Linked DNA regions of Homo sapiens: region 1 is linked to region 2. Evidence: chromatin contacts called from ENCODE Hi-C or POLR2A ChIA-PET data. All regions are on one chromosome and are shown on one strand. The core of a region is the stretch at or near the end of the contact, and the rest is flanking DNA. Distances in the headings are between cores, read along the strand shown. Region 1 holds the start of ZNF229 (zinc finger protein 229). Region 2 holds the start of ZNF112 (zinc finger protein 112).

Region 1 (4,871 bases), core at 1,764-4,263, 92 kb after region 2:
TCTCATTCTGCTCAGCTCTGGCTTCCTTGCTGTTCTTCACATGCCCTCATCACCGGGCCTTCGTGTTGTTCTCTTTGCCTTTTTCATCAGATGCCTGCAGGCCCCTCACCTGCTTTGGGTCCCTATTCAAGCACCATTTTCTCAGTGAAATTCATCCCTCATTATCCTTCTCAAATTGGCAAACCAGCACTTCCTACACCCTCCTCTGCTTCATTTTTCTCCATGAAACTGACACCCTACCTACAGTCTATTTTTCTTGTTGACCATCTTTCTCCACCCACAAGAATGTGAACTCTATGAGGGCCAGTATTTCAGTTGGCACCTGGCACACAGCAGGTGCTCAATAAATATTTAAATGGGAGAACGGGAGTAACCTGAACTCAGCTTGCTGATATGGATCCTTGGGTCCTCTTGATGTCATCTTCACAGCAGAAGTGATTTTCTTCTCCAGTTCATGGACTTAGTAATTTGGGTGCTAAGGACTATGCTGGCTGTGTTGGGACCCAAGAGTGAACAGGGCAGACAACGACTCTGTGCTCATGCAGCTGCTAACATTCTAGGTGGAAATCAGCAGCCATAATGAATATCTACTGTGTTCCATGTGCTTAGGATACATTTCTGGACTGCATGGAGCTCACATTGGGGGAGAAAGAGGGTGACAGAAAGAGTTGGTACAAAGGCAGTGGGACAAAGAAGTAATGGGAATAAGAGATAATTGCAGAGGTAGAAATAACAAAACTAAAAGAATAATTCCATGTAGGGATGAAGAGGAGGAGAAATAAATATGATTCTGAGGTTGAAGTCTGAGGAAAACAGGTAAATTATGAAGTTATGATAAAATAATAAGATAGCAAAAGGGAAAGCAGGGTTTTGAAAATTGCAGCTCTAGTTTCTCAAAACTGGAGTTATCAAAAGGTTTAGGTTCGAATTCTGGTTCAGCCACTTTGTAGTTATATTAACACCACAGGAGAGACTTAACCTTTTGAATGAGTCTGTACTTCTGTCAAATAAAGATAATCCTTACTTGCAAAACTAAAATAATTTAAGTTTTTCTCTCTTTCACACACACATGCCTATGTGAATAAACTTCAAAGCCCAGTACGTGGTACACAGAAAATCATCAATATACTATTACCATTGACCCAACCCAGCATTAACCTAGGAATACAGGAACTCATGCATTTAGTAAATGTACATTCAGTGTCTAACAACATCTTAGGAGAATAAACACTAGACATACAGCAGTAAATTAAGATGGAAAAGGTAATTGTTCTCATGGTGCTTACTTTCGGGTGGGTTAATCTCTCTACAAATTAGGTGACCTTTGGTTGCAAAAAGGGCTATGAAGAAAATAAAGCAAACATGATAGATTCCTGTTTTCCAACAAGAATGTAGGTGCTATCAGGTGAACATATGTGGCAGCTGTGGAAAGAGCAACATTAAATCAGGTGGTCAGGGACAGTCTCTAAGAGCTGCCTGACAAATAAATCAGCTGTGAAAAAAGCTGGGATGAGACAAGTCCAGAAGGAAGCATAAGCGCAAAGACCTGGTTTCTGTTTAGAAGGTCTCCTGGCCAGGTCTTACCTGTTAAGTTTTTTTAACTTTTTAAACCTTAGCAACTCATCTGTGACATGGGGATAATAGCTAACATACAAACTTGCTCAGAAAATTCAATAGAAATACATTCATTTATTCAAATATTTATTGGCAAGCCTGGCACTGTCCTAGACACCATGGATAAATAATACCTGGCATATAGTAAGCACTCAGTTAATATACACCATCACAGTTACTCTAATTATTTCTACCCTGCGTTTCTTCAGCATGGCGCTGAAACAGTGTAAGCCTTTACTGACCCAGTGACACACTACTAGGAGCCAAGAAGAGAATACACTAAATAAAGACACTGGGAAATTCCTCAAACCTCCCCCATTTCTAGGGGAAGGCAGGTGTGGCTAAGGGGTCTGAATGAACATTTGTGATATCAATGGGATGAAGAATGAGGTCACCAAGAGACCTGGCATTGCCACAAAAGAGAACCAAAGTTCACTCACCTGGAGCTCTAGTGTCAAGAGATGTGGGGTTATTTCTCCTTCTTTTATACAATTATCTCCGAGAAACGAACAATTCCAAGAAGGAAGCCTGTGAAAGAAAAATGAACAGCAGGATAACATGATTTAATCCCAATTCCCACCACGCCACAGGGGGAAATCTCTCAGTGCCAGCTGGATGTAATCTACCCCTTCCTGTAATCTACCCTCGCTACTTGCTTCAGGAGCCGAGGAAAAGAACCTCTCTTCCTACAGGACTCAGAGTACAAGGGACACGCCATTCCTGATGCCCAAAGAAACCGTCTACAAGCCTACTTTCACTGCCCCTTTCAGGAGACAAGGAGAATCAAGACAAAATCTCAAGATTTTAATCCAGAGCTGACTGTCACATGCTGTGGGACACTTACAAGTGAAATTCTGCCTGTGTGTGCTTAGGCGGCTACAAAAAGCAGAGCCAGCAACGATACAGCAAACCAACTCCTAGGACTTGCACAGCGCTTAATACATTTCAAAGGATAAAATTAGAACACAGGGAATCAACTTCCTGTTTACAGAAATGACTTCGCAGAAAACTCTGAAATTACTCCACAAGTGGGTGGGCGGCTACCCTGAGAAAATTCATGTCATCGATCCGCAACTGACACAGTGGAGTCTCCCGCACTGCAGATCTCATCTCAAAGCCAGAGCTGGCCTCAAACTGCTTTTCCAAGCCTGGACTGCGAGGGCTGCCGACCCGGGCCCACCCCGCACAGGCGCTCAGAATGTTCGATACGTGCGCCTCCTTACACCCCTGCCTCACCAGGCCGAGCTCATGGAAATCCGTGGGCTTCGACCCTCCGCCGCACGTTGTCCCTTCACACTGGTCCTATAGAGCCGATCCTAATTCCCATGGCCTGACAGTACAACCGCATGGAGATGCACGTCTCTAAGACGCCTCACCACTGCCTAAGAAGCAATCAAGGTGACGCGCCCACCGGAAACGGAAGTAGTCGACTCGAGGTGTGGGACTACCTTTCCCAGAACCCTCCGCAGCGCAGTCCGATCCTAGGGGCGATGGTGTCGTAAATGCGCGTCCACCTCGAGTCACGCCCACTGCGAGGCGGCGGGAGGCGGCATGCAAGGTGTTTCTGAGTTGAAAAGAATGTCTTTACTCAGTACTAACATATTCGCGTTGTAGCAAACCTGACTATATTCTCAAACAAGCCCATCATCCCATCACCAGGGATATAAAGCATTATTGATTTTCTGGTGTAAAAGCCAACTAAATATTTATTTCAAAAGTAGTTCATATTACATGTAAAGAATGGTTTAAAAAAAATTCTTACTTAATCCCTGGTTTATGTGAGTAAATATGAATTCTTAAGAATCCCATTTCCCAAATGGCATCATAATATTTTGTAATCATTTCTTGCCACAGGTCATATATCGTGGATAGTTCTGTATGTCACAAAAGACGTAGAGATACATAGAGATAATAAAAAAACACAAATTATTTGCAATACTTGCCTAGCATTCTTTAGTTTTTAGGGAAGTTACCCCTTTGTCCTGCATTGAACTTACACTTCTAATTTTATGATATCAAAACTACACACAATCACTTTCTTTAATATTTTCCCAATTTGATGGACTAAATATCCTGTCTTATTTTCCCAATTTGACAGAGTAAATATGCTTATTACCGATTGCATTTCATTGTCATCTTTTATTGTCATACACTCTCTGTGTATGAATGATATCGCTTCTAAGTGATGAATTGCTCCCCCAGTTTCAACATTTATAAAGTAGTTTAGAAAAAAAAAAAAACAAAAAACTTCATCTGACAAGGTATATCAGTCTTTTCATTTGTGGCTTCTTTTTTTTCTCCAGTATGACCAAAAAGACATTCCTTAGCCTGATTCCCAATAAGTGCATATCTATATTCATTTCAGGCTCTTTCATTTTTCTTTTGAATCACCGCGTGATTCATTTAAGTGTATGATATGAAAGGAAGATGGAGTTTCCTGTTTCACCAAAGGATTGTCTACTTTTCTTAACAAAATTTACATAAATATTAATTCTTTCCTTTCTGATTTAAACGGCATCCTAATCACTTACTACATTACTATATATATAATGAAATATTTTCTGGGATACAAGTGTGTTCTGAAGATAGAGATTGCTTTTTCTGTGCCATGATGAAAGGTTTCAGTTACAGTGATAACTCATTTCCTTATCTCTCCCTCCTTGTTGTGTTTCAAAAATTTCATCCTAGAAGTTCTAGAACTCTCTCTTATAAACAGATTATCGAATTGTTTTGATAAATTCTAAAAAATTGCCAATTGACTCCAAAGCATCCAAGCCCTTCAGATATTTGGTTCCAAACCCACCCCTCTTTGCTTGGGTAGACACAGTCCTACTTCCCATCCTGTGTCCTCCAGTTTTACAAATGTCTGAATTTGCTGCTATTGTTCTTCCCTCTGTAAGTCCATCCTTTCCTGTACTATTAAAATCTTACTCCATATTTAAGACACAACTTGAATATAATTTCCTCTATCGAGTGTTTTTGAACTCTATATCATAATTCAATGAACAGATCAGTCTGTGATTGGGAGAATTTCATGCGAGTGTAGTGGATGTTAAATACCACTCTCAGAACATTCTCATTTCCCCGAGAAATCAATAAATTATATTACTCTGGGATCCAGCAACACATGGTTTAAATTGCTGGTTACCACCTTTCACATGGCCTCCATGGTCAGATCTCTAAGTCATCAAAATAATTGACTCTTCTTTTTCTTTATTTTCTTTATTTACCTTTCATGGCTCTGGCACATGGGAAGC
Region 2 (5,195 bases), core at 2,596-5,095:
AATGCAAGAAATTAAAGAACACTTAAATGAAGGGACATGTTATATCAATGAACTGGAAAACTCAATGTGATAAAGACGGATCTACTGATTTTACATAATGTCAATGAAAATACCAGCTGAATTTTTGGTAGATATAAATAAGCTGATTCTAAAATGCATATGGAAAGGCAAAGGAACCAGAATAGCTAAAAGCAATTTTGGAAAAAAAGAATAAATTTGGAAGAATCAAACTATCCAGTCTTAAGATTTACTATCAAGCTACAGTAAATATGATATCTTGGTACTGGTGAAGAGATACACACATAGATCAATTTAGCAGAACATGGTACAGAAATAAACCCAAACAAGTGGTGTTGGGATGGTTGGTCATTCATATGTAAAGAAATAAAACCCAACTTAACCATCACATATTATAAAAAAAGTTAAAATGGATCACAGATTTAAGTGTAAAACCATAAAACTTCTAGAACAAGAGAAAATCTTCACGACCTGGGGCTAGGCAGACTTCTTAGATATGACATCAAAAGCACAATCCAAAAAAGATAACATTGATAAATTAGATGTAATTAAAATTAGAAATTTTGTTCTGCAAAAGACACTATTAAGAGAATGAAAAGACAAGCTACAGGCTGAGAAGGAATATTTGCAAATCACACATCCAACAAAGGACTTATATCCAGAATATATAAATAGCTCTCAAAAATCAACAATAGGAAAAATATAACCCAATGTAAAACTGGGCAAAGCATGCATACAGACACTTCCGCAAAGAAGATATAAGGATGGCAAAGAAACAATAACAAAAAAAGAAATATCTGCTGAACACCATTAGCCATTAGGGAAATGTAAATTAAAGTCACAATGCTTAGAATGGCTAAAATAAAAAAAAATAAGGAAAATACTAAGTGCTGATGAAGATGTAAATAAACTGGAACTTTCTACATCATTAGTGAGAATGCAAAATGGTACAGATACTACAGTTTGGCATCTTATAAAGTTAAACATACATTCCCCATATGATCCAGTAACCACACTCCTGGCTTCGTACCCTACAGAAATAAGCACAAAAAAAACTGTACATGAATGTTTATATCAGCTCTATTCATAAATGCCAAAAAGTGGAGGAAAAAGTCTATCAACCAGAGAATAGATAAACTGTGATACATCCATAAAGTGGACACTTCTGTTAACCAGAAGTAAACAGAAATGAAGTATTGATACGTATAACAACTTTGATGAATGTCAAGAGCAATTTGCTGAGTAAAAGAATCCGGTCTCAAATGTTAACATATAGCATCAGTTCATTTATACGACATTCTCAAAAAGACAAAACTATAGCGTTTTAGTGGTTATGGTAGTTGCCAGTGGTTACAGGTATGGTGAGGGGTAATTATGAGGGAAGACATGAGGGGAGTTTTTGGGGTGATGGAACTGTTCTTTTTCTGACTACGGTAGTCGTTATACAAACTATGCCTGTGTTGTAATAGAATTGTATACCAAAAATAACAAAATAGTCAATGTCACTGTAAAAACATTTTTTAAAAACCTGTTTTAAAAACCTGGAAACACAACCTCAGTTATAAGGCATGGTCTATAAATGTTGTTACCATTTCTAACAATTTGTTTCTTAGGAATTTTTTTAGATTATCAAAACATAACCAATCATTGCTCTTCAACTCTTCAATACTCTGAAATAGTTGGTGGATTATATAACCTACCAATATTAAGTGAGATTAAGGAATATATCCAGGGGTTATTTCTATTCTATTTTGATACCTAATTCCAATTCCACACTGCAAATCCTTGATGCCAGCTGTCTGTTGAGTAGCTACTCTAACCATAAACCCTTAACAACCTTGTACGATGTGCTGGGCACATGGAGAAAAGTATGACATGGTCCCAGAAATAGAAGAACTTTCAGTGTATGGATTTAGATAAAGAGAAATAAGAAACAAAGAGCTATAAGACTTAGGCAAGGCAAACTCTATACTGGAACACAAAATTCATCACCATCCTTCTCCAAGGTACAATTCTCTTGCATCCCCTAGCTTCCTCAAGTAAGGACCATTCTGTAAGCTTCAACGAATGAAAACCTTAGAGTAGCTGCTGGCATTTCCCTTTCAAAGTCTTGGATATAAGCAATTTATGATCATCAACGTTTGGCAATTATGACAATCAATCAAACGATATTATACTAAGTCGATGTTAGAGATTTGCTTTAAAATACTGAAACAAAAAAAAAAGGGACAGGGAGTTGATACAAGACTGGCAAATGTTAACAAAGGTTGAAGCTGGGTGACGCTTCCACAGAATTATTTTAGTCATATTACATTTGGCTATGCTTACAAATTTCCATAGTAAAAACTTAAGGGAAAAATAAAAGCTATGAAGCCTATTTGGTTAAACATGGGTGAAAATCCAAAAAGAAGTCTACTGGAAGAGGAAAACATTGAAATATTAATATTGTTACTGTTATATCTTGTGGTTAGCATAATTTTTTTCTTTTACACTTTCTATACTTTCTTAATCTTTTACAATATGCAATAATTTATATAATCAGAATATGAACTATAAATATTTCAAATAAAATTAAATTACAGATAATTTTAAAAAATCAAAAATTCAAAGCTTATTAACCTTGCTTTCACGGTCCTCTAGTAAAATCCAAATATGTGTTCTGAAGCTGATACTAAACACATCAAGAACTAAGGCAATGGATGGAAACTATTTGAATTCAAATCCCAGCTCAGGCTCTTACCACCTGGGTGACCTAAAGATAAACCACCTATGCTCTATGTCTGTTTGCTTATCTTTAAAATGGGAATGGTGGTACCCAACCCAGGCTCAAAGGGCTCTTGTGAGGATTAAAGATGTTAATTCATATCAAACTCTTAGAATGATCAGCACTAAATGTTTAAATACTATCTTTATTACTCATGCCCAAGTACTCCCTCATCCGTTTCTGCATTTATTGAACAAATATCAGCGCATCTTCGAGCAGAATTTGCCAGTGAATGATGGAAATATCGTCTTCCCTGAAAAGAAAGGATGATAAGTACTACTCAGGTGAGACTCCGCTGCCAAGTGCCAAAGGGTCATTCCCTCCTTCTCCCTGCAGCCTTTTTCAAGAAGTCAAGGCTAAAGAAGGAAAGGAGGATGGGGGAAATCAGAACTCCTGCATGAATTACAATGGACTACCCAGACAGCCAGGAGTGATCCTGTCCTAAAGAAAAATCTCTCAGTGATCAGAAAAGGGCCAGGGATACTCTGCAGCTGGAGCTCTGACCCCATCCTGGGTTCACAGAAGCTTTCAGGGAACTGAGTCCTTCTCAGAAAATTAAAAAGTGCTAATAACAAGAGACCCATCTTCTACCACCTGTCAGGCTCTGTTCCAAGTCTTTTTATTTAACTCTCAAAAGAACTCCATTAGATAGATACTAGTACCATTTTAAAGAAAAAGAAACATAGGCAGAGAGATTAAGATACTCGCCTGTTATTATACTGCTAGGAAGTGGCAGAGCTGGTTGATGGTCAGGGGAAAGGGCTGGGGAAGTACAGAACCCAGGAGATCCCCAGTCCCTGCGATGTAGGATCTTGGACCCCCGGCGCTAAGTGGGGATGCGCCAGCTGCCCCACACTGGAGAAGGCTCATTCAAAGATAACACAAATCCCGCCCTTCGCCGCAAGTGGATTATCCTCCCCTAGAGCTACTGCCCGGTTGCTACTGGACCCCAACAAAACGAACATCAGTATGGACGGAAGGAGCAGGAAGCAGGGCGGGGAGCGCTCACCTTTCTGGGAGGAACGAAGGCCGCGGCCTAGCGTACCTGGGGCGGAAGTGGCTCTGCCTACCGAGACCTCCTGGACTACGCTTCCCAGAATTCCCGACGGGATCAGGGAGACGGCCTCAGCCTCCTAGAGCGGAAGTTACCCGACTACACGGGGCTCCCAAACTACATTTCCCAGAATTCCTAGAAAAACTCTCCACTTATCTGCCTGCCTAGGACGCAAGTACCGGGTGCCAAGCTGAGAGCCTGGATGATATTTCACATGTGCCGGTCCCAAAGGAATTCCTTAACTCCCCCTTCCTGGAACCGAAATGCTTCCAAAGACAGAGAGCTCGTATATATATTTCTCTGTTTTACCCAGCGGACCGTGCATGAAAGGCGCCTTTCCTGGCGCGTGTGTCTCTGACCCTGTGGATCTTCTGGACAATTCCCGGAATTTCTTGCAGGGTAGCACTTTCCCTTAAGTCGTCTCTTTCTCGTTTGGATAGTCAGTATTTGTATAGTCACTATTCTCTTTTGGTTAGCCATCCAATTTTATACTGCTAGTCCAGTTCTACTGCCTTCCCCCTAGAGTTTGAATTTATTTTTCTTCAAACGCGACACAAACCCAAATAAACTCAACCAAAGCGGACTTTACCTACCTACCTACCTACTTACCAAGAAAATATCCCATAAAGGAGAGAACAGAGAAGCTTGCAATACAGGAAGAAAAAAGAAAAGAATTACAGAATGGAAGCGATGTGTGCGCTAAAAATGCAGGTACTTAAAGGAAATTGGGCTGATTTGTACTGGACACCGAATTTAAGGAATACAGGATCTCAACCTTTCTTTGACTCGATTACCTTTTTATTCCATTTTGGTGTGGACGCGTCTGAAACTGATAGTGCTGCTGCTACCTACCATAATGTGTTTGTTGCAAGATCCACAAGAACGTGGATGCCAAGAATCCACAAAAAAACAGATGCAACCGTTGATGAGGCCATAAGCAGAAACAGTAAATGGTTCCCACGTTTCCTCTGCTTTAACTACTGATGATGAAATGCAAGTCATAAGGCAAATAGAAGGGCTGTACTGATACAGACAAAATGTTATTATTATGGGAAGGGATAAGTCTCTTGTAAAACCTCGAAATTTTTTTCTTCTTTGAGAAAAATCTATCACCTATTTTCACCCTGCTCTTGATATAGCAAATATTGTAAGTTGTCTTATGGAGGACAGGATGATTCAGGGAGGACGGTGAATGGGTTGACTCAATCCAGAAAAGGAAGAGGAAAATAAAAAGACATAACGACCAATCTGTGAAAATGCTCACGGGGTCAGGAGATCGAGACCATCCTGGCTAACATGGTGAAACCCCGTCTCTACAAAAAATACAAAAAATTAGCCGGGCGTGGTGGCGGGCACCTG

Evidence for each region. Hi-C counts contacts between places; a loop is a spot of excess contacts on that map. ChIA-PET counts read pairs that join two places held with the same protein, here RNA polymerase II (POLR2A). Pooled maps may share reads with other maps.
Region 1: a map of endothelial cell of umbilical vein shows a loop between it and region 2 (15-fold over the local background). The contact joins the promoter of ZNF229 here to the promoter of ZNF112 in region 2. A Hi-C loop is called at or near these places in 1 of 168 maps with a recorded cell type or tissue (endothelial cell of umbilical vein), 1 of 37 single-sample maps with no recorded cell type and 5 of 50 pooled maps. POLR2A ChIA-PET finds 5 or more read pairs at or near these places in 1 of 52 experiments (activated naive CD8-positive, alpha-beta T cell).

What each region holds. Positions count from the first base shown.
Region 1 is chr19:44,445,459-44,450,329 of GRCh38, forward strand. It overlaps ZNF229 (zinc finger protein 229), which reads right to left and starts at 3,014. Exons shown (of 6, transcript NM_014518.4): 1 at 2,851-3,014; 2 at 2,055-2,142.
Region 2 is chr19:44,352,835-44,358,029 of GRCh38, forward strand. ZNF112 (zinc finger protein 112) reads right to left here and starts at 3,846. Exons shown (of 4, transcript NM_013380.4): 1 at 3,792-3,846. RefSeq lists an enhancer at 3,655-4,155.